Linked DNA regions of Homo sapiens: region 1 is linked to region 2. A link is an interaction called in ENCODE POLR2A ChIA-PET data of the cell type or tissue named here. Cell type or tissue: Caco-2. All regions are shown on one strand. Each heading gives the region's core, and the rest is flanking DNA. Links, peaks and the distances in the headings are about the cores only. Region 1 overlaps USP34 (ubiquitin specific peptidase 34). Region 2 overlaps XPO1 (exportin 1).

The links. ChIA-PET counts read pairs that join two places held together with the same protein. Peaks named below come from ENCODE experiments on the same cell type or tissue, not always from the same donor. Only the 100,000 strongest peaks of a DNase experiment are listed, where the experiment ranks them.
Region 1: POLR2A ChIA-PET joins it to region 2 with 5 read pairs; 7 of 35 experiments call an interaction of 5 or more read pairs at or near these places.

What each region holds. Positions count from the first base shown.
Region 1 is chr2:61,405,108-61,417,669 of GRCh38, forward strand. USP34 (ubiquitin specific peptidase 34) reads right to left here. Exons shown (of 80, transcript NM_014709.4): 3 at 601-1,021. SNORA70B (small nucleolar RNA, H/ACA box 70B) reads right to left here and starts at 12,270; the gene lies at 12,137-12,270. RefSeq lists a silencer at 11,763-11,955. In Caco-2, for the core only: no CTCF peak of the experiment used is centred there; no DNase peak of the experiment used is centred there.
Region 2 is chr2:61,506,388-61,518,949 of GRCh38, forward strand. The region is part of intron 4 of XPO1 (exportin 1); the gene reads right to left. Among named protein-coding and RNA genes, the nearest start is that of XPO1, 26 kb to the right of the region's middle. RefSeq lists a silencer at 2,253-2,453 and an enhancer at 10,077-10,577. In Caco-2, for the core only: no CTCF peak of the experiment used is centred there; a DNase peak (open chromatin) is centred at 4,864.

The DNA of each region.
Region 1 (12,562 bases), core at 2,644-10,643, 100 kb before region 2:
CTGTAATCCCAACTACTTGGGAGGCTGAGGCAAGAGAATGGCATGAACCCAGGAGGCGGAGCTTGCAGTGAACCGAGATCACACCACTGCATTCCAGCCTGGGCAACAGAGAGAGACTCCATCTCAAAAAAAAAAAAAAAAAAAAAAAAAGAAAGAAAGAAAGAAAGAAAAGGAAATACTATTATTTGAAACTACTAATCACAGATAATTTGCTAAGCTTTTTTTTCTTGATAAAAGCAAATTCTGATCTGTAGACTGTTTCTAAGAATGAAATTTAAAATTCCATGTGTTTCTTTTCCCTCAACTATTATTTATTAAGAGTCATAAAATAAGCATAGATCTATAGCAGTAAAATGTTTAGATCACTACCAGATTAATTTCTGAGTTCAATGTATAGATCTTTCCTTGATAGGATGAACTATGCCGAGCAAATTTTCAGCACAAACTGCTGAAGAAATGCTCTGGAGAAACATTAAATAATTCTGGTGACAATAATGATTTTCCGCCAGCAGAAAACTGTCTTCATATTTATCAGTAAGAAACAGACTGCGAAGTTAAGACTTGGTATTACTTAAAATTCACACCACCTATTTTACATACCTCAATAGTAGGGTGAGTATTATGCTTGTAAGCAGTATATAAGGGAAACTGAATTTGAAAAATTTTTGCCACACATAGTAAGAGTTTTTCCTTCTCATCTGTACTCCATAAACTAAAAGGATCAGAACTCTTTGAAGATTCCTCCTCAGTCAGATTACAAATTCTTGTAGAGTTTGATTTTTTTTCTATTGATTTTTGTCTTTCTGTACTTCCTTCATTACACTCTCTATCTATATTCAGTGGTTCTTCTGCTTGATTACTCTCATCTTGCCACGTGGAATCTATGTTAATGGTAGTACAATGTTTACAAAGCTGGTCCCGGAGCACTTGAACTTGGGCAATCACTAAGTTAATAAGTGCACACACTACTTGATTAAAAATCTCCAAATGCTTATATTCCTTGAAGCAGCATAGACATTGCCTATAAGAGAAAAAAAATTGAATAAATTAGTAATAAAGCAGCAGCTGTATTTTTTAATAATATAAAAAAACAAGTAAGCAAATACTAAGTTATTTCTAGACTTGTTTTTATTTTTTCCTTCCTGCTGGGGTACACCTTAATAACATAAAGATAGCATCGCAACAACAACTGATATTTTAGTTAGTGTAAAGTCATCATGTTAGGTTTACAGCTATTATCTTCAGTTTTACGTATGGATTTGTCTGTCCTTCTACACATGGAACTATTTAAAAACAAGAATTGTGACATTTTGTTTCTCCAGTGTCAAGTACTCAATATATGTTTAGCAAGTTATTAGGAAACTTATAACAAAATATCTTATTAGTAAAGCCAGCTGGTTATTTAATATAAGGAATTTTGTTGTCAACTAATAAAACAGCCACATTTTTAGATTAATGTCCTTGAAGGCTACTTGGGAGGGGTGCTCTGACGCTATCTGGCAAATCAAAAGTGTTTAGGAACAACACACACACACTCTCTCTTTCTCTCTCTCTCTCCCCCCCAAGCTCCTGTAAAAAAAAATATATGTGTATTTAAAAAAAAAAAAAAAATATTGGCCAGGCGCAGTGGCTCACGCCTGTAATCCCAGCACGTTGGGAGGCTGAGGCAGGTGGATCATTTGAGGTCAGGAGTTCGAAACCAGCCTGACCAACATGGTGAAACCCTGTCTCTACTAAAAATGCAAAAAAAAAAATAGCTGGGTATGGTGGTGGGCACCTGTAATCCCAGCTACTTGGGAGGCTGAGGTAGGAGAATCACTTGAACCCGGGAGGCGGAGGCTGTAGTGAGCCAAGATTACACCACTGCACTCCAGCCTGGGCAACAAGACCAAAACGCAGTCTCAAAAAAAAAGTATTACAAACAAATCCAGTTCTCCTTAGACATGTTCAGTTAGTAGCACAATGCCTGGCATATGTAGATAATTAAAAGGATCTCAGCCAGGTGCAGTGGTTCACACCTGTAATCCCAACACTTTGGGAGACCAAGGTGGGAGGATCGCTTAAGTCCAGGAGCTCAAGACAACCCAGGGCAACATAATGAGGCCCATCTCTACAAAAACATAAAAATTAAAGAATCAGCTAGGCATCGTGGCTTGTGCCTGTAGTCCCAGCTATTCGAGAGGCTTGAGCCCAGGAGGCTGAGACAGCAGTGAACCCTGATCATGCCTGAGTGACAGAGCAAAACCATGTCTCAAAAAAAGGCAGGGAACGGTCTGGTGAATCAATAGGCAATTAATACATACGCAAGTACCTGGTTCTAATAATACTTGTACCAGATGACAGCTAAGCAACTATAATTTATAATCTGCACCCAGTAATAGCATCAGATCAAAACAACTATATTGTAGTCCAAATAGATCACCAATGCCCTGTATGATCATGTGGAAATAATCTTATTTCTCCAAGTGTGAATTTGAAGTACAGCCACAAATTACTTGATATTCTTCTGTGTAGACGGAACTCACTTCTAGTGAATAGAAAGTGGTGGAAGTGACAATGTGTGACATCTGAGACTAGGTCATAAAAGACATTGTCACTTCTGCCTTGCTCTTTTTTGGATCACTTACTCTAGAGGAAGCCACCTATCACTGAAAAACACTCAAGCAGCCTAAAGAGGAGACCACATGAGAAAGTACCAAGACCTCTCATTAACAACCAGCACTGAGGCTGGGTGTGGTGGCTCATGCCTGTAATCCCAGCACTTTGGGAGGCCGAGGTGCATGGATCACCTGAATTCAGGATTTCGAGATCAGCCTGGTCAACATGGTGAAACCCCATCTCTACTAAAAATACAAAAATTAGCCAGGCGTGGTGGTGGGCACCTGTAATCCCAGCTACTTGGGATGCTAAGGCAGGAGAATCACTTGAACCGGGGAAACAAAGATTGCAGTGAGCCGAGATCATGCCACTGCACTGCAGCCTGGGTGACAAAGCAAGATTCTGTCACAAAAAAATAAAAAATAAATAAAATAAACAACCAGCACTAACTTGGTCACTATCTAAAGCAAGCCAACTTGGAAGTATATCCTCCAGCCCCACATGAGCTTTTTACATGACTATGACCTGGCCAACACCTTGACTAAAACATTATAGGAAACCCGACCCAGAACCAAACAGCTAAAGGACTCCCAAATTCCTGTCCCATTGAAACTTTGAGGATAATAAATGTTTACTGCTGTTTTAAGATATAGTACTACTTTTGGAGTATTTTTGTCACACAGAAATATATAATTATAAATATATATAAATAATGCATCACATCTTTTTTATCTGTGGCAAAATGAAAGGGTTTTAATTTTTACCTCCAAGGCCTCCTCCAGCTTTACAATTCTATAGTATCACAACTCCCACAAGAAGAAAAATAAACACATTTCTCCTACAATTCTTCTGATTAACAGCTTTTTCCTTTGATGTTTAGGAAAAATCAGGTTTAAAGTAAGAGGTCAGGCTGGGTGTGGTGGCTCACACCTGTCATCACAGCACTTTGGGAGGCTGAGGCAAGCAGATCACTTAAGGTCAGGGGTTTGACACCAGCCTGGCCAACATGGTGAAACCTCTTCTCTACTAAAAATAAAAAATTAGACGGGCTTGGTGGTCTACCTGTAATCCCAGATACTGAGGAGGCTGAGGCAGGAGAGTCACTTGAACTTGGGAGGCGGAGGTTGCAGTGAGCCGAGATCACGCCCCCTGCACTCCAGCCTGGGAGACAGAGTGAGACACTCCCTCTCAAAAAAACAAACAAAAACAAAGTGAGGTCATAAACTTGAGTGTCGGGGGGTGCGCTGTCTCAGCCTGTAATCCCACCACTTTGGGAGGCCAAAGTGGGCAGATGACTAGAGGCCAGGAGTTCAAGACCAGCCTGACCAATACAGCAAAACCTCGTCTCTATTAAAAATACAAAAATTAGCTGGGCATGGTGGCACACACCTGTAATCCCACCTACTCAGGAGGCTGAGGCACAAGAATTGCTTGAACTCGGGAGGTGGAAGGTGCAGTCAGCCAAGATTGCACCACTGCACTCTAGCCTCGGTGATAGAGGGAGACTGTCTCAAAAAACATAAAAAACTTAGAAAAATCAGGTTCAAAGTAAGAGGTCAGGCCGGGTGTGGTGGCTCACGCCTGTAATCCCAGCACTTTGGGAGGCTGAGGCAGGCAGATCATTTACTAAAAATGGAATCTGAAAACCCAGAAAACGAACTTGAAGTCAGATTTGGATGAAGAAAGCCAAAGATTCAGCCAAACTTACTTTTAAAATAAGTGTTAGGGCCGGACACGGTGGCTCATGTCTGTAACCCCAGCACTTTGGGAGGCCAAGGCAGGTGGATCACTTGAGGTCAGGAGTTCGAGACCAGCCTGGCCAACATCGTGAAACCCCATCTCTACTAAAAATACAAAAATTAGCCAGCCATGGTGGCGGGTGCCTGTAATTCCAGCTACTCAGGAGGCAGAGACAGGAGAATTGTTTGAACCCAGGAAGCAGAGGTTGCAGTGAGCCAAGACTGCGCCACTGCACTCCAGCCTGGGCGACAGATCAAGACTCCATCTCAAAAAGTAAATAAATAAATAAAATAAGTGTTAGAAAATGAGCATTAAACTGCTTGATAATGGACCTAAGAAACTGATGATCTTCAAAGACAAAAATTATGTGAACAAAGTAACAGAAGAAACTGGGTCTGGGTCCTTCCAGATCCAAAATACACAAGTTCAAAAAGGGCTGTGAGTCTAACAGGGGAACACACACGTACACAAATATATGTATTTTTTAAATAATTGTATATTACATAAATAATACTTTTTATTCTATTACATTCAATTCTGAGAAGTCTAGGTATATGAATTCTCAATACGGCGTTTCCCTCTGTGTATCAATGGTTCCCAACCTTTTTGGCAACAGGGACCTGTTTTGTGGAAGACAATTTCTCCAAGGACCCAGAGGACTTTGGGATGATTCAAACACATTACATCTATTGTGCACGTTATAGTATCACACTGTAATATATAATGAAATAATTCTACAACTCACCATAATGTAGAATTAGTGGGAGCCCTGAGCTTGTTTTCCTACAACTAGACGGTACCATCTGGGGGTGATAGGAGACAGCGATAGATCATCAAGCATTATATTCTCATGAAAAGTGTGCAACCTAGATCCCTCACATGCACAGTTCACAACATGATTCATGCTCCTGTGAGAATCTGATGCTGCCACTGATCTGACAGGAGGTGGAGTTCAGGTGGTAATGTGAGCAATGGGGAATGGCTGTAAATACAGATGAAACTTCACTCACTCATCTGCCCTTCAGCTCCTGCTGTGTGGCCTGGTTCCTAATTGGGTACCAGTCTGTGGCCCAGGGGCTGGGGACCCTTGCTGTACATTGCATCCATAATGCAAGGCGGAAAAGGTGTTTTAAATAAAAATATCACTTTCAGTCAAAACCAGCTTGAATTTTTTTTAGCTACAAGCTTCACCAAAACCAGCTTGATTTTACACATAAACTTTACTTGTTCTCTATTCGAAATCCTACTACAAATATACTAAAGAACACTCTAGAAAAACAGAAATAATGAAACAGAAGATGACAGCTATCAACATATTTTGAGTGACAGAAAAGGGAAAAATAGTAAGTAATTCAGAGTGAAGGAAATAAACTTCCAACTAGCTATGAAATGGATTTACAAAGAAAAAGAAAAATCAACCCCACAGAACACTGGAAAGGCTCAGGACTTAAGAACATAAGATATCTCTAAAGGCAGGGATGAAGCCTGAGGCAGAAAATAAGACGACTAATGAAAGGTACAATTAAAACCTGCAGGTTCCCATCCTAAAAAAAACAAAATATTATTCCTGTATCACCCATGAAAACAAGTTTTTTCTATACATAATGAACAAGATAAACTCAGGAACACCAGATACCAAAGAAGGCAAGTGTGATCAAGAAAATGAAAGCAACTCATGCCTGTAATCCCAGCACTTTGGGGGGCAGAGGCAGGAGGATCGCTTAAGCCCAGGAATTCAAGACTGGTCTAGGCAACATAGTGAGACCTCGTCTCAAAAAAAAACAAAGTTAGGCAGGCAAGGTGCCATACGCCCGTAATCCCAGCTACACAGGAGGCAAAGATAAGAGGATTGCTTGACTCTAGGAGGTCAAGGTTGCAGTGAGCTAGACTATGCCACTGTACTCCAGCCCAGGTGACAGATCAAGATCCTGTCTCAAAAAAAAAAAAAAGAAAAAAAAACTGAAAGCAAGATAAGTGAAATATATGACTTAAATGGTAAACCTCCTCAAGTACCCTTCCTATCTGGTAACCCAACCACCAGACTAACATATCTCAAAGCGAAAGATTGAAATATACTTCTTTTAAATGTCTTTTTATAGCTCTTACCAAGTTTATTTCTTTCACTCCGAGTTACTATTTGTCCCTTTTCTGTCATCCAAACTATGCTGATAGCTGTCATCTTTTGTCCCATGATTTCTGTCCTTCTAGAGTGTTCTTAGTTTAGTGTATTTGTGGTGGGGTTTGGAATAGAAAAAGCCCGTTTAGCCCCAACAAGAAAGCCTACTCACCATTTAACCATCATACAGTAGTGGCCAACATCTGAGATGCCCTGACCACAGAGGCCTTCAAATTCACTTTTTAGTACCCCTCTTATTACCATGAAAGGATAACAATAATAAGATATGCGAGAAAAATTTTATCTGCCTTTGGATCATTGAAGGCAGATAAAAACAAACAGTAAGGGCGGGCGTGGTGGCTCATGCCTGTAAATCCCAGCACTTTGGGAGGCTGAGGCGGGTGGATCACCTGAGGTCAGAAGTTTGAGATCAGCCTGACCAACATGGAGAAACCCCGTCTCCACTAAAAATACAAAATCAGTTGGGCCTGGTGGCACATGCCTATAATCCCAGATACTTGGGAGGCTGAGGCAGGAGAACCACTTGAACCCAGGAGGCAGAGGCTGCAGTGAGCCGAGATCATGCCACTGCACTCCAGCCTGGGCAACAAGAGCGAAACTCCATCTCAAAAAAAAAAAAAAAAAAGAAAAGGAAGAAAAGAAAGAAACAGAAAGAAAAGAAAAGAAAAAAGAAATTTAGAGGAAACAGACAAAATACAAAAAGGAAAAAAAGATTTTAGCTGTAATTTATATCCTGAGAGATATAAAATATTACGTTACTGAAATAAGAATGAAATGTTATGAAAATATAAATTCAGATTACACAACAGGGCATTTTTTGGCCAGGGAGCCAAAATAACAATAACAAAATTCAGAGCACTGTAATGTATGCAAATACATATCATATACCTTTTGTATATATATCATTTACAGTTTAAAAACCAATTAAAATTATAGCAATTTGTAAAATTCAACAAAAGGTCCACAAAAGGGAAAAATGAAATCTCCCACAAAATAGAAAAAAATATTAATAATGGAGAGAAAAGGCCTGGTGCAGTGGCTCACACCTGTAATCCCAGCACTTTAGTAGGCTAAGGTGGGATGACTGCTTGAACCCAGGAGTTCAAGACCAACCTGGGCAACATCGCGAGACCTCCTTTCTACAATAAAAAAATATATTAGCTGAGCATAGTGGCACATGCCTGTGGTCCCAGCTACTTGGGAGGCAGAGGTGGGAGAATCACTTGAGCCCAGGAAGTCGAGGCCGCAGTGAGCCATCATAACGCCACTGCACTCCAACCTTAGCAACACAGCAATCCCATCTCAAAAAAAAAAAAAAAAAAGAGAGAATATGAAAAGGAAGTAATCAAGAAGGGTACAATATCTGACTAACATAGTTCCAAGAAGTGAGAGCAATAAATATGGAGGTAAGGAAATTATGAAATAAAATTTTCACAACCAAAAGGCCCACCAAAACAGACAAAATTTCTGAAGCTGAGGAGGGATAAAGATTCTAAAAGCTTTCAGGGAGAGTAATTAAGAGTATCAAGGAGGCCGGGCGCGGTGGCTCATGCCTGTAATCCCAGCACTTTGGAAGGCTGAGGCGGGCAGATCAGGAGGTCAGGAGATTGAGACCATCCTGGCCAACACGGTGAAACCCTGACTCTACTAAAAATACAAAAATTAGCTGGGTGTGGTGGCATGTGCCTGTAGCTCCAGATACTCAGGAGGCTGAGGCAGAATTGCCTGAACCTGGAAGGCGGAGGCTGCAGTGAGCCAAGATCGCGCCATTGCACTCCATCCTGGCAATACAGTGAGACTCAGTCTCAAAAAAATTAAAATAAAAAAATAAAAAAACAAAAGAGGCCGAGTGAGTGGCTCACGCCTGTAATCCTAGCACTTTGGGAGGCCAAGGCGGGTGGACTGCCTGAGCTCAGGAGCTCGAGACCAGCCTGGGCAACATGGGGAAACCCCGTCTCTACTAGATACTCAGGAGGCTGAGGCAGGAGAATTGCCTGAACCTGGAAGGCAGAGGCTGCAGTGAGCCACGATCACGCCATTGCACTCCATCCTGGCAATACAGTGAGACTCAGTCTCAAAAAAATTAAAAAAATAAAAAATAAAAAAACAAAAGAGGCCGAGTGAGTGGCTCACGCCTGTAATCCTAGCACTTTGGGAGGCCAAGGCGGGTGGATTGCCTGAGCTCAGGAGCTCGAGCCCAGCCTGGGCAACATGGGGAAACCCCGTCTCTACTAGATACTCAGGAGGCTGAGGCAGGAGAATTGCCTGAACCTGGAAGGCGGAGGCTGCAGTGAGCCAAGATCGCGCCATTGCACTCCATCCTGGCGATACAGTGAGACTCAGTCTCAAAAAAATTAAAAAAATTAAAAAAATTAAAAATAAAAAAACAAAAGAGGCCGAGTGAGTGGCTCACACCTGTAATCCTAGCACTTTGGGAGGCCAAGGCGGGTGGACTGCCTGAGCTCAGGAGCTCGAGACCAGCCTGGGCAACATGGGGAAACCCTGTCTCTACTAAAATACAAAAGAAATTAGCCGGGCAGCGTGCACCTGTAGTCCCAGCTACTCGGGAGGCTGAGGCAGGAGAACTGCTTGGACCCAGGAGGCAGAGGATGCCGAGATCATGCCACTGCACTCCAGCCTGGGCTACAGAGGGAGACTCCATCTCTATAAAATAAATAAATAAATAACTTTAAAAAAAAAAAGAGTATGAAGGAAAAGCACAAAAATAACAAGGGCTACTGCTTCTCCAAAGCAATACTGGAACCTAGAATACAACTGATCAATACTTCTGAAATTCTGCAAGCAATTTTCCAATTCTGTATCCAATAAGATCTATCAATAAGTATAAGGGTAGGATAGACATTTCAGGCCTGGAAGGTCTAATACACATTTATCTCCCCTTGTATCCTCTCTCAGAAAAGATGTCCTCTACAACAAGGAAGTGAGCTAAAAAGATGACAAAATGGAATCCAGGAAACTTGGAGATCCAAGATAGGAGATGTTACCAGTGGAGGCGCCCAGGTTCTTGGCGCTTTGAACAAAGAATAGGACAAAAGCACAAACAAAGCGAGGAAAGAATAAAACAACAAAAGCAGAGATTTACTGAAAATGAAAGTATATTCCACAGGGTGGGAACAGTCAGAGCAAGGGAGTCAAGGACCCAGTTACAGAATTTTCTGGGGTTTAAATACCCTCTAGAGGTTTCCTATTGGTTACTTGGTATACACCCTACCTAAATGAAGTAGTGGCCCATGATCAGTCTGAAGTTACAAAGTTACACCCTATGCAAACATCTGATTGGTTATGGAAAGTGGGACCAGTCAGAGGCTGAAGTTACAAAGTTATACTCCTATGCAGATGAAGACTTGGACTGCCACCGGCATGATTAGTTGCAGGAGGGGACCAATTAGAGGTAATTTCAATTTTTCACCTGCCACACAAAAATGTGTGGGGAGGTTGCAAAGCGGGGTAGCCTCCGGTCCTTTTGTTACTCAGGGCGTGGAATCTTAGGGTTTTCCTTTTAATTCTAGGAAGTCAGCGTGAATTGGCCTTAGGTTCCCTGCCTCCAGACCCTAAGGTTCTCCTGCCTCAGAGACAAGCAAAATGAATTATAAGGATGAGATCTGAAGAGAAGGTAGTAACTCTAGAAAGTAATCAATACTCTAGGGTTATGACCAGGGGTGGGGGGATAAAAGATCACCTAATGATGCATAGTTTATGAGCGTTTGAGAGAATTAAGTGATCCACACATAGAAAATTAACTGAATGAAAAGACAGTACACCAAGAAAGAGAGAACATGCAAGATATAAAATGAACTAGAGAACTTTTTTGGCTCATTGCTGAGCAACATTTTTATTTTTAGAACTACCCTAAGAATTGATGTAACTATACTGAGAGAACTGGGGAGGGTAAAAGAATGAAATCCTTATATATCATAACTGGAAGTTCATAGGTTACACCTAAAATTGATAGATGAAGCAACAGCAATATAAGAAGAGTGTTTCAGAATACTGTATAGAGGTTAATATCAAAACCAACATCTCAAAAAGCTGACAACAGAAAGGAGGGTGAGGAGACAGGGGACACAGGGACTTTATTATAGGCATTTCCCTGCCAATTAATTTTTTTAAACTCTGTATTACTTATGTTGGTACACCAATATCATACATATCCTCCCACCATCTGAGCTTCTCTTATTTTCTTCTCAGTTTTACCGTTATTTCCAGCCTGACAAAATTATCTAAGTAGAATTATATGCTGCCCACCTAAATAAAATGCACTTATGTTTTTAAAATGCAATGATAAAAATTTCTAAATGCCTCATATAAAGTATGTAGCTTTAATTTTAAAAGTAATACTAAGTAAACATTCATGAGGAATCTACATGTCAAAATAAAATTCTTTCCAGGTTAGGTTTTAGAATTCCATCTAGCAACAAATATTCCAGTGGGTCCAATATCATTTCCCTAGCCCAATTCTGCTGAAAGAATGAAAGGACTATTACTCCACAGTATTCAACCTCACCAAAAATTGTTTTATGTATGAGCTAATTTATGAAAAGAACTACTTTAAACACTGGTCAATATCAACAGTCCATTGGTCCAACAAATTTCTTGATGCCAAAATAAAAGGCAGAGCCTTAAAGAGTGAACCACATACATTTAACCTATTTAAAAGCAACGGCTTCTAAAACTATTCTAAAAAACAAAATTTATTAAAACAATGAAAAAATAAAAGTAAAAGCTTCAAACATTAAGCACAAATGACAAATATAAAAGATACTACTTTTAGCCTGGAAACCTGACAGAGAACCTCACCCTGGCTGGCGTCCAGAGTTCTTATATAGAAGAAATTCCTGAAATAAAGTTAAAAAGTTGATAGGTAGGAGACAGCAAAGAGCTTTAAATACCTGTTAAGGAACGTGGAATTTCCAAGATATAAACCTAACTCAGTTTTGTAATAAGCTTAAAACAAGCAAAGAAAAAGAAAAAAAATCAACACTTAACAACATGAAGAATTATGCTCTGTGGTATCGGTGCTTGTCATACATGATATTCCTTTGCAGATCCGTATATTCCCTTTCCCTAATTTAGTCTTGAATTTATTCTCCTATTCCTTTCTCTTCCCATTTTCTGAGTTAGTTTTCCTCCTATTCTATTCCCAATCATTAAATTAATAAAATGATGATAATCTGGTAAACAAACATGTGTTATTAACCTCCCTAATCTTTTTTTTTTTGGGGGGGGGGACAGGAAGTAGAATGTATTGGTATTAAGAGGGGGCAGCACAGTGGAAGCCCTCATGAGTGCAGGGCCAGCCACTTGTCCAGAGGGCCATGAATGGCGACATACTTGACCCCACAGCCATCTGGGATGAGCCGCTTCTCAGCCACCATATCTTCAAATTCATCGGCATTGAACTTGGTGAAGCCCCACTTCTTCCAGATGTGGATCTTCTGGCAGCCGGGGAACTTGAACTTGGCCCTGAGCAGGACCTCAATCACATGCGCCTTGTTCTGCAGCTTGGTATGGATGGACATAACTTGGCCAATGTGAACCCTGGCCACAGTGCCCTGGGGCTTTCCAAAGGCACCTCACATGCCTGTTTGGACCCTACACTGGGGTAGTGCAAGGTCAGAAACACGAACATACATCTGAAAGGCCTGTCTCCAAGGTCCCTTAGAGCAACCTATACAACAAACAGGCCGCATACACTACCAAGGAAGCTGCTGTTTACAGCCATTGCACACTGGACCCCCATAAGGAAAGGAATTCAGTCAGCTTAATTGGCTGCAGGACCTCCGTAATCTTACAGCCAAAGTTGTGACAGCTATATGACTGTTAAACAGCACTTAAAAATGATGACACAGATAATACTTGATCACACAGAGACTGACCATAGTTAACTGTACCTGAGAAATCAGACCATGAAGTATAATTTTTGTAAAATTTAAAACTGTACTGTTCTCAGTCTCACACCATGGATATACAAAAGAAGTTGTAAGCTGTCGCTCTGAATGGTGGCATGTTTTTGTTTTTAACTTCAATTCTCTGTAGTTTCTCAAAGTTGTTTTTTTTTCCCTACAA
Region 2 (12,562 bases), core at 1,731-9,730:
ACTCAAGCCTGGGTGACAGAGCAAGACTCCGTCTCAAAAACAACAACAAAAAATTCCAACTGTAGGCCAGGAGCAGTGGCTCATGCCTGTAATCCCAGCTACCTGGGAAGCTGAGGCAGGAGAAACGCTTGAACCCAGGAGCCAGAGGTTGCTCTGAGCCAAGATCGTGCCACTGCACTCCAGTCTGGGCGACAGAGCAAGATTCCGTCTCAAAAAAAAAAAAAAAAATCCAATGTTAAACTGCACTTAAAAATAAATTAGTACACTCAAGCCTGGGCGACAGAGTGAGACTCCACCTCAAATAAATAAATAAATAAATAAATAAATAATTAGCAATGATATAATACATATCTAGGTAGAAAATCGAAATGTTTCTAAGTAGCAGAAACAGCTCAGCTTGAAATTTGACAGAAAAGGACCCATTACTGGTCTCTGACTTTTTGTTCTAAATAAATTAGTGGGTCTCAGTTGCAAAACAGACATTTACATAACACATTTCAATTCCTTTAAACTGGCTTTCTAAGCTCTTCCTTAAAAAGCTTGATACAAAAGGTGAAGAAGGCCGGGCGCGGTGGCTCACACCTGTAATCCCAGCACTTTGGGAGGCCGAGACGGGCAGATCATCTGAGGTCAAGAGTTCAAGACCAGCCTGGCCAACGTGGTGAAACCTCGTCTCTACTAAAAATGCAAAAAATAAAAACAAAAAAATTTAGCTGGGCGTGGTGGCATGCGCCTGTAGTCCCAGCTACTTGGGGAGACTGAGGCAGGAGAATCACTTGAACCCAAGATGCAGTTGCAGTGAGCCAAGATTGTGCCACTGCACTCCAGCTTGGGTGACAGCGGGAGACTCCATCTCAAAAAAAAAAAAAAAAGAGTGAAGAAAACGATACAAAAATCAAAAACAAGTCACGCACGATGGCTCACACCTGTAATCCTGGAGCTTTGGAAGGCTGACATGGGAGGAGGGTTTGAGGAAACGAGCTTGAGACCAGCTTGGGCAACACAGCAAGGCCCCATTTCCACAAAAAATAAAAAAATTAGCTAGGCACAGTCGTTCGTGCCTATACTCCTAGCTACTTGGGCTGTGGCAGAATTCTACCCATCACCCAGGAGACTGAAGTTACAACGAGCTATGATTGTGTCACTGCACTTCAGCCTGGGCAACAGAGGGGATCTCTGTCTCTTTAAAAAAAAAAATCAAACAAGGCAGCCGGGCACAGTGGCTCAAGCCTGTAATCCCAGTACTTTGGGAGGCTGAGGTGGGCAGATCACGTGAGGCCAGGAGTTCGAGACCAGCCTGGCCAACATGGCAAAACCTTGTCTCTGCTAAAAATACAAAAATTAGCTCAGCATGGTGGCTTGTGCCTGCAGTCCCAGCTACTCGGGAGGCTGAGGCAGGAGAAGTGCTTAAACCTGGGAGGTGGAGAAAGAGAAGAGAAAGATGCATTCCTAGTGAGCTGAAATAGTGCCACTGCACTCCAGCCTGAGTGACAGATCAAGGCTCCATATCATTAATTAATTAATTCCAAAGAAAGGTTCTCATTGAAGTTGTGTGTCTTTGATAAGTCCTGACGTTGCCAACAGGATCTTCAATGGATTCAGATACTGACTTAGCACTGGTACAATCTAGTGGCCCAAGACCCTATTCTTCTCAATATAAATGAAAAAAATTCACATCCAAAGTTGGTAGGTCAGGTTGGGCATGGTGGCTCACACCTGTAATCCCAGCACTTTGGGAGGCCAAGGCACGTGGATCACCTGAGGCGGAATTCAAGACCAGCCTGGCCAACATAGTGAAACTCTATCTCTACTGCGGGAGGCTCCATCTCAAAAAAATAAAAATAAACAACAAAGTCGGTGGGTCAAATGCTCTAATTGTTTCTTGGAAAGCCATATAAAATTTATTCAAAATATAATACACACCCGTAGAAATGCCTAACCACTTACTGAAAGGCAGCTTATGACATGTAAATGTTCCAAATGCAAGGGTTAATGCATACATCTTTAATATTCCAGCTCTATTGCTCAATATAAAGAAAAATGTGTCTAACAGTCCCATTTCAAATAAAAACACAGCAATATCAAATAGTCAATATAAACTTGCAACTGCATAGTATCAACTTCAGCAAGCTAAAAAGATGAGATTTAAATAAACCTCAAGCTAACTTAGAAGGTACACACCATCTGCCAAATTCTTTACACAGCAATAATAATCTTATCCCTCAGAAACACCTTGTAAACACTGGATACTCAATGATAGCGTAAAAAGCACGCATTATTGAACCTGATTTTTATATGAACAGAATTCACTAAAACTCTTTAAAATATTGAGAACAAATTAATTCAAATGGTGTCATATTCCCATAGAAGCAACTCAATCTTCAAGTCATAGAGTTGTACATCAGCATCTTACATAGTCAGTGATAGTCATGCAGTAAACATTTTCAACCAAATAAGGATCTGACTTATTAAGAGAAAGATGCAGTCCTAGAAAAATCCTTAAAATGTGGGAGTCCATGTTACATATTCCAATTCCTCTCCTCCCCAGCAGCTAATTTTCACGTACAGTTTAAGTACCCCAAATCTGAAATCTGAAACACTCCAATATCTGCAAGATTGACTGACTGATTGAGATGGAGTTTCATTCTTGTGGCCCAGGCTGGAGTGCAATGGTGCTATCTCCGCTCACTGCAACCTCCACCTCCCGAGTTCAAGCGATTCTCCTGCCTCAGCCTCCCAGAGTAGCTGGGATTACAGGTGCCCGTCACCACGCCCAGCTGATTTTTTTTTTTTTTTAGGTAAAGACAAGGTTTCACTATGTTGGCCAGGCTGTTCTCCAACTCCTGACCTCAGGCAACCCACCTGCCTCAGCCTCCCAAAGTGCTGGGATTACAGGCATGAGCCACCACGCCCAACCCCAAATCTGCAAGTTTTAAAGCACCAACATGGCACTAAAAGGAAATGCTCAGGTTGGGTGAGATAGCTCACGCCTGTAATCCCAACACAAGGCGGGCGGCTCACCTGAGGTTTGGAGTTTGAGACCAGCCTGACCAACATGAAGAAACCCTGTCTCTACTAAAACTACAAAATTAGCCAGGCATGGTGCCGCATGACTGTAATCCCAACTACACAGGAGGATGAGGCAGGAGAATCACTTCAACCCAGGAGGCAGAGGTTGCAGTGAGTCGAGATCATGCCGTCGCACTCCAGCCTGGGCAACAAGAGCGAAACTCTGTCTCAAAAAAAAGGAAAAAAAAAGGAAATGCTCATTGGGCTATTTCAGTTTTGGAATGCTTAACTCGTGAGCATAATGCAAATATTCCAAAATCTGAAAAAGCCCAAAGTCTGGAACACTTCTCATCCCAAGCATTTCCAGCAAGAGGCAGTCAACCTGCACCACAGAAAATGGTTTAAGGCTTTTGATACACTATTAAAAATGTAAATTACAAATAGGAAAAAGGCAAGTTCAATCTAGTTTCGAATCAATTTCAGTTTAAACATTTATTTATTCCATAAGCTAAAAAAATGTAAATTTGGTACATTTCTACATCAATGCTATATATAATTGAAATGTTTATTACAAGTATCAGTCCATGAAAACATCAAAATTGGCTGGATGTGGTGGCTCAAGCCTGTAATCCTAGCGCTGTGGGAGGCCGAGGTGGGTGGATCACTTGAGGCCAGGAGTTTGAGACCAGCCAGGCCAACATGGTGAAACCTGTCTATTAAAATACAAAAAAATAGCCAGGCATGGTGGTGCACACCTGTAGTACCAGCTACTCTGGAGGCTGAGGCACAAGAATCGCTTCAACCCGGAAGGCAGAGGTTGCAGTGAGCCAAGATTGTACTACTGCAATCCAAGCAGCCTGGGCGACAATGTGAGACTATCTCAAAACAAAACAAAAAAACACACAAAATCGATCTTTTGAAAGATGGTCAATAAAATAGTGATCTGCTCTCTTTACTTACACAAGGGTATACAGGATATTGTTACTACTGTTCTCTCAATGAAATATTAATAAGAACAATGCCACATGGAAGACAAACAGCTAACAATAATTCTAAAGCAGGAGTTAAGTTAGGGTTCCCACAGATAATCTATAATTTAACCTGCTTTGATAATGTTAAGAGAAATGGATCTATATGCACATCCGCCATTCTTAAATGGATGTTTATGGCCTCAAACACACTGGACAAAAAATCTAAAAGATTAAAATTTTATTAAAATTGACAGGAGCATCACTCATGATAGCCAAAAGGTGAAAGCAGGTCGAGCACAGTAGCTCTTGACTGTAATCTAAACACTTTGGGAGGCTGAGGCAGAGGATCGCTTGAGCCCAGGAGTTCAGGACCAGCCTAGGCAACATAGCGAGACCCCATCTCTACAAAAAATAGAAACAGTGAGCCAGGTATGATTCATGCGCACGTAGTCCCAGTTATGCAGGAGACTGACGCAGGAGGATTGCTAGAGCCCCGGAAGTTGAGGCTAGAGTTAAGCCATGATCCCGCCACTGCACTCCAGCTTGGGCGACAGCGTGAGACCTTATCTCAAAAAAAAAAAAAAAAAAAAAAGTTACATGGATGTAAGCTAGGGATCAAACACTGTTAGGTATCAAGTATAGGCCTTTCATGGAGGCCTGTAATCAAAATACTTGGAATGGGGCAAATTGTTACATTAACCAGAAATGGAAATACTATTCCTATCAATCATATACAATGTGCCTGAAAATACTGCTTTCTTTTCTTTATTTTTTAGACAGAGTTTCGTTCTTGTTGCCCAGGCTGGAATGCAATGGCGCAATCTCGGCTCACTGCAACCTCCACCTCCCAGGTTTAAGCAATTCTCCGGCCTCAGCCTTCAGAGTAGCAGGGATTACAGGAATGCGCCACCACGCCCAGCTAATTTTTTTGTTATTTTTAGTAGAGATGGGGTTTCACCATGTTGGTCAGGCTGATCTCGAACTCCCAACCTCAGGTGATCTGCCTGCCTCAGCCTCCCAAAGTCCTGGGATTACAGGCAAGAGCCACTGTGCCCAGCCTATCTTTTCAGATATTATCACTCTGTTGCCCAGGCTGGAGTGCAGTGGTGCAATCAATCAGGGCTCGACCTCCTGCCTGGACTCAAATGATTCTCCCGCCTCAGCCTCCTGAGTGGCTGAAACTACAGGGGCACTCGACCATACACTGCTAGTTTTCTGTATTTTTAGTAGAGAGAAGTCTAACTATCTTGTCCTGGCTGATCTCAAATTTCTGGGCTCAAGAGAGCCTCCCAAACTGCTGGGATTGCAGGCCTCAATCACTGTGCCTGGCCTGCCTTGTTTTTTTTAGAAATGAAAAACATAATTTATAGCTTACAGATATTTCTTTTTCTTTTCTTTTTTTTCTTTTTGAGACGGAGCCTTGCTCTGTCGCCCAGGCTGGAATGCAGTGGCATGATCACAGCTCACTGCAGCCTCCACCTCCCTGGTCCAAGCAACTCCCCTGCTGCAACCTACCGAGTAGCTGGGATTCTGGGATTACAGGCACACGCCACCATGCCCGGCTAATTTTTTTTGTATTTTTAGTAGAGACGGGGTTTCACCATGTTGGCCAGACTGGTCTCGAACTCCTGACCTCAGACAATTGCCTGCCTAGGCCTCCCAAAGTGCTGGGATTACAGGCGTGAGACATCGCACCAGGCATTAAGTATATTTCTTACATTATCCTACCATGGTTTAAATACTGACAAAAAACGATTTGGAATGCCTGTCAACTCTCTGAGATTAGACTGATAATTTTTGCTCCCATCTCTAACATTGTATTCTGTGGGATTTCTCATGAATTTGTTTTAGATGCAAGGACTTAAGTCTAATATTTACATTTTCTTTTCAAAATCATAAATGAAACAATCACCTCTGAGTAACACTATCAACTTATTAGAAACTTACATTATCATCTAGTTCTGAAAACTTCCCAAGGAAATTAGGAAATAGGGTTTCTGCTCTGAATTCCATAGTCAACGAACTATGAAAAGACTAAACACCACACATACAGGGAAAAGCAGCAGAAATGTTAAATTCCAAGAGCTTTTGCAAAATTGAGGTGTTTTCTCACAACAGGAAGGGAAAGTGAGTTTGAACTGGGCTTTGACTAGCTGGATTAAACTACACGTTCAAGAGATAAGTGAACAATGGCAATTCTCTATATTAGCAAGAAATAATCAGGAATTGACATTAAAGATGTTCATTCTCTCCAAATGCATCCACAGATCCAAGGCAATCTCAATAAAAATTTCAGGACAGCTTTTGTTGAAATTTGCCAGATTTCACTCTAAAATTTTTATGGAACAGCAAAAAACCAACAATAGCCAAACCTTTTAGAAACAAAGTTGGGGAGCTGGGTGCGGTAGCTCACACATAATCCCAGCACTTTGGGAGGCTGAGACTGGCGGATCACTTGAGGTCTGGAGTTCCAGACCAGCCTGGCCAACATGGGGCAACCCCATCTCTACTAAAAATACAAAAATTAGCCGGGTGTGGTGGTGTGCACCTGTAATCTGGCAGGTGGAGTTTGCAGTGAGCCAAGATCGCGCCACTGTACTCTGGCCAGGAGACAGAGCATGACTCTGTCTCAAATAAATATATAAACCTTGACCCTTACCTCACCTCATATACAAAAATTGAGTAAAATGAATCACATGATGCTTTTTTCAGACAGGGTCTTTGTCGCCCAGGCTGGAGTGCAGTGGCATGATCTCGGCTCACTGCAACCTCCACCTCCCGAACTCAACTCAAGCATTCCTCCCACCTCAGCTTCCTGGCAGTCGGGATTACAGGTGCATGCCACCACGCCTGGCTAATTTGTTTGTATTGTTTCCGCCTGCCTTGGCCTCCCAGTGCTGGGATTACAATTGTGAGCTACTGTGCCCAGCCAAATCACAGATCTTAATGCAAAAGCTAAAACTATAAAGGTTCTATAAGAAAACGTACAGAATATCTTTTTTTTTTTTTTTTTTTTGAGAGAGAGTCTTGCTCTGTCACCCAGGCTGGAGGGCAGTGGTGTGATCTAGGCTTACTGCAGTCTCTGCCTCCCCAGTTCAAGCAATTCACCAACACACCCAGCTAATTTTTGTATCTTTAGTAGACATGCGGTTTCACCCTGTTGACCAGGCTCGTCTCGAACTGCTGACCTCAAGAGATCTGCCTGCCTCGGCCTCCCAAATTGCTGGAATTACAGGCGTGAGCCACTGTGCCCAGCCAAAAACTTACAGAAAATCTTAAGTGACCTTTGCATGACAAAGATTTCTTGAATACAACACAAAAAACATCAACTATATAAAGAAAAAAAAATCAACACTGATTTTAATCAAAATCTGAAATTTTTGCTCTGCAAAAGACACCATTACAAAAATTAAACAGGAAGCCACAGACAAAACACTTGCAAAATATACAGTTAACAAAATACTCCTGACTAGAATACAAAGAGCCCTTAGATCTCAATAAGGGAATAGCCCAATAAAAACTGGGCAAAATTGGCGGGGCATGGTGGGCTTACACGCCTGTAATCCTAGCGCTTTGGGAGGCTGAGGCAGGTGGATCACGAGGTCAGGAGATAGAGACCAGCGTGGCTAACATGGTGAAACCCCATCTCTACTACTAAAAATACGAAAAAGTAGCAGGGCGTGGTGGTGCATACCTGTAATCCCAGCTACTCAGGAGACTGAGACAGGAGAATCGCTTGAACCCAGGAGGCAGAGGTTGCAGTGAGCTGAGATTGTGCCACCACACTCCAGCTGGGGCAATAGAGCCAGGCTCCGTCTCAAAAAAAAAAAAAACTGAGCAAAATTTTTGAACAGACATTTCACCAAAAACATACTGGCATGGCAAAGAACATGTAAGGATATGTGATGGAACACAGAACAACACTACTCCACATGGAAATTAAGGCTGGGCGTGGTGGCTCATGCCTGTAATCCCAGCACTTTGGGAGGCTGAGGTGGGCTGATTACCAGGTCAGGAGTTCGAGACCATCCTGGCCAACATGGTGAAAGCTCGTCTCTACTAAAAATACAAAATAATTAGCTGGGTGTGGTGGCACATGCCTGTAGTCTCAGCTACTCAGGAGGCTGAGGCAGGAGAATCGCTTGAACCCGGGAAACAGAGGTTGCAGTCAGCCGAGATCAGGCCACTGCACTCCAGCCTGGGCGACAGAGCAAGACTCTGTCTTTAAAAAAAAAAAAAAAAAAGAAAGAAATTAAAACCACCATGAGATGCTATTGTATATGCACTACAATAGCCAAACTAAAAACATTGTCTATACCAAATGTCAGCCGAGATGTGAAACATACTTATACACTGCTGGTGAGACTGACATGACCACTTTGGAATACAGTTGGATGCTTAAACATACACCAAAACATCCATATGGGCTGGGCGCAGTGGCTTATGAGTATAATCTCAGCACTGTGAGAGGCCGAAGTGGACAGATCACCTGAGGTCGGGAGTTTGAGACCAGCCAGGCCAATATGGCGAAACTCTATTACAAAAACAAAAATTATGCTGGTGTGGTGGTGCATGCTTGTAATCCCACCTACTTGGGAGGCTGAGGCACAAGAATCGCTTGAACCCGAGAGCCAGAGGTTGCAATGAGCCAAGATCATGACACTGCACTCCAGCCTGGGCGACAGAGTAGTGTGACTGTCTTAAAAAAAAAAAAAAAAAAATCCACACAATCCAGCCATTCCACTCTTACCAAGCAAGTGACAACAAGCACATGTGAAGAGGGGCAGTGAAGGTGAAAGTAATCGGATAGAGGCAGATCTTGATTATACAGAGGTAGTTTCACAGGAGCATGCACAAGATAAAACTTATCCAACTGTACACTTTAAACCTAATAAATAAGGCAAATACAAAAATTCTCAAAGGCCAATATCAATTAAAGGAAACATGTTAAATATCTTCAATACTACAGGAGATCTTCAGCAGAAGTGACCCTATTAGTTCCGTTTCTGAAACTTTGAGACTTTGTGGTGAAAAAATTGTAAAGGACACAGAAAAGTAGGTGTTAGTGAGCTCACTTAGGAAGGTATTTCAGAAGGTTCAGGATATTTTGAGACTGGTATATGGCAATTTGGTGAAATGCAGATATTTCATCAAAAACAGTTGGTAACCCACTACTTACTCATACTCAGCATATGTAAGCACAGGGCTTCCTATACATTAGCTCTAATGCCCAAAACCTTGCAACACAAACTGAAATATGAGGTCAAATAATGTAGCCAGTATTACGGTGCCAATAAATATACCACGTGTCTCACGTCAAAGGAGAGCACTAAATAAAATTTTATGAGTGGATCAGCTTTGGTCTGCCAACTAAAGACATGAAACTGTACAACTCAGAAATTTTAGTGGCCCAACTACTTATAAAATCCAACCTGGCCGGGCACGGTGGCTCACGCCTGTAATCCCAGCACTTTGGGAGGCCGAGGAGGGTGGATCACGAGGTCAGGAGATCGAGACCATCCTGGCTAACACGGTGAAACCCCATCTCTACTAAAAAAAAAAAAAAAAACCACACACACACACACACACACACACACACACACACAAAATTAGCCAGACGTGGTAGCAGGCACCTGTAGTCCCAGCTACTCAGGAGGCTGAGGCAGAAGAATGGTGTGAACCCAGGAGGCTGAGCATCCAGTGACCCAAGATCTCGCCACTACACTCCAGCCTGGGCGACAGAGCGAAACTCCGTCGCAAAATTAAAAAAAAACAAAACAAAACAAAACCAACCTTGCATGGTGGCACATGCCTGTAATCCCAGCTACTCGGGAGGCTGAGGCAGGAGAATAGCTTGAACCCAGGAGGCGGAGGCTGCAGTGAGTGGAGATTGAGCCACTGCACTCCAGCCTGGGCAACAACAGCGAAACTCCGCCTCGAAAAAACCAAACCAAACAAAAAAAAAAAATCAAACCTTGTAATTACGATCTTTCCACTTTGGATTACTTTTTTCATAAATTCGCTTCTTCTCTATTCAATGTGAGCCAAGTGTGGGTTTTTTTTTGAGACTGAGTTTCGCTCTTGGTGCCCAGGCCGTAGTGCAATGGCGCGATCTCAGCTCACCGCGACCTCTGCCTCCCGGGTTCAAGCGATTCTCCTGCCTCAGCCTCCCCAATAGCTGGGATTACAGGCATGCGCCACCACGCCTGGCTAATTTTGTATTTGTAGTAGAGATGGGGTTTCTCCATGTTGGTCAGGCTGGTCTCGAACTCCGGACCTCAGGTGATCTGCCCGCCTCAGCCTCCCAAAGTGCTGGGATTACAGGCATGAGCCACCATGCCCCGCCTGTGAGTAAGTTTTTATCAATCAATGAAATGATCTATAAGCCATACACATTAACTGATTAAAACAATCCCTTGGTTTAAATAAAAAGTACAGAAATACCTTTATATAGCATCATCTTTCCCCCCAACAGGAACAAAGGAGGCTTCCTCTTTTTTTTTATTTGAATTATCTAAATGCCATTTTTAATTAATTAATTAATTATTTTTTAATTTCAGAGTTTCACTCTTGTTGCCCAGGCTGGAGTGCAGTCGTGCTGTCTTGGCTCACTGTAAGCTCCACCTCCCAGGTTCAACCGATTCTCTTGCCTCAGCCTCTCAATTAGCTGGGATTAAAGGCATCTGCCACCACACTCAGCTAATTTTGGTATTTTTAGTAGAGACCGGGTTTCACCACACTGGCCAGGCTAGTCTCGAACTGACCTCAGGTGATCTGCCCACCTCAGCCTCCCAAAGTGCTGGGATTACAGGTGTAAGCCACCACACCCAGCCTAAATGCCATTTTTAAAAAGGGATGGGGAATTATCTGAATCATGACTCTGATAAAGAATCAACACCACTGGCAGTCCTAGAGGACCTTTAAGACTTCAGTGATGGCTAGGAGTGGTGATATACCTGTAACCCCAGCACTTTGGGATGCTGAGGTTGGAGCATCACTTGAGGCCAGGAGTTCAAGACAAGCCTGGACAACATAGGCAAACTGTGTCTCTATCAAAATTAGAAAAACTTAGCTGGGTGTGGTGGCACATGCCTGTAGTCCTAGCTATTTTGGCAGGCTAAGGCGTGGTAACTGCCTGAGCTCAGGAGTTTAAGGCTGCAGTGTGCTATGATTGTGCCACTGTACTCCAGCATGGGTGATACAGTGAGATCTTGTCTCAAAACAAATGAATAAATAAAAGACTACCATGAATAGCAACCACTCTTTATTAGGGAATTCTTCCATTTGACATATTAAAATTTCCCAGCCAGGCTTGGTAGCAATTTGGGACGGCAAAGTAGGAAGACTGCTTTAAACCCAGGAGTTTAAAACCAGCCTGGGCTTCACAGTGAGACTCTATCTCTAAAAAAAAAAATTTTTTTTAATTAGCTGGGCATGGTGGTGCGGACCTACAGTGCTAGCTACTCTCAAGGCTGAGGCAAGAGGGCAGGATGCAATGGCTCACGCCTATAATCCCAGCACTCTGGGAGGGTGAGGATCACCTGAAGTCAGGAGTTCGAGACCAGCCTGGTCAACATGGCGAAACCCTGTCCTTACTAAAACAAATACAAAAATTAGCCAGGCATGGTGGTGTGCATCTGTAATCCCAGCTACTTGGGAGACTGACACATGAGAATCACTTGAGCCCAGGAGGCAGAGGGTGCAGTGAGCCAAGACTGCGCCACTGCACTCCAGCCTGGGTGACAGAGAGGGACTCTGTCTCACAAAAAAAAAAGAAAAAAAGCCTGAGGCAAGAGGATCACTGGAGCCCAGGAGTTCCAGGCTGCAGTGAACCATGATTGCACCACTGTACTCCAGCCTGAGCAACAGAGTGAAACCCTACATCTTTAAAAAACAAAGAAAAAGCCAGGCGCGGTGGTTCGCACCTGTAATCCCAGCACTTTGGGAGGCCGAGGCAGGCGGATGACGAGGTCAGGAGATCGAGACCATCCTGGCTAACACGGTGAAACCCCGTCTCTACTAAAAAAAAAAACAAAAAACAAAAAACAAAACACACACACACACACACACACACACACACACACACACACACACACAAAGTTAGCCGGGCGTGGTGGCAGGCGCCTGCAGTCCCAGATACTCAGGAGGCTGAGGCAGGAGAATGGTGTGAAACCGGGAGGCAGAGCTTGCACTGAGCCGAGATCACGCCACTGCACTCCAGCCTGGGCAACAGAGCGAGACTCTGTCTTAAACAAAAACAAACACAAAAACAGACCAAAAAAAAACCAAAGAAAAAAAGACACTCTGAGCCCCAATATCAAGGAGCTTATAGTTTGAAGGATGGGGAATAAAGTGACTAAAACAGCCAAGTGTAATGTGGGGTGTGAGGGACAAAACACATAAAACACAAACAAATAGACACACACTTACGGCCTAAAGCTAAATGAAAATCCAGAGAAATGTAATAAATTTTATATAACAAATCTCAACTTATTTAAATGTTTTATTATCTCGCCATTTCTCTTGCTATAAAAATATCTTTTGGAAAATTAAATGTTCTTTTAAACATCCTTACTTTCTAA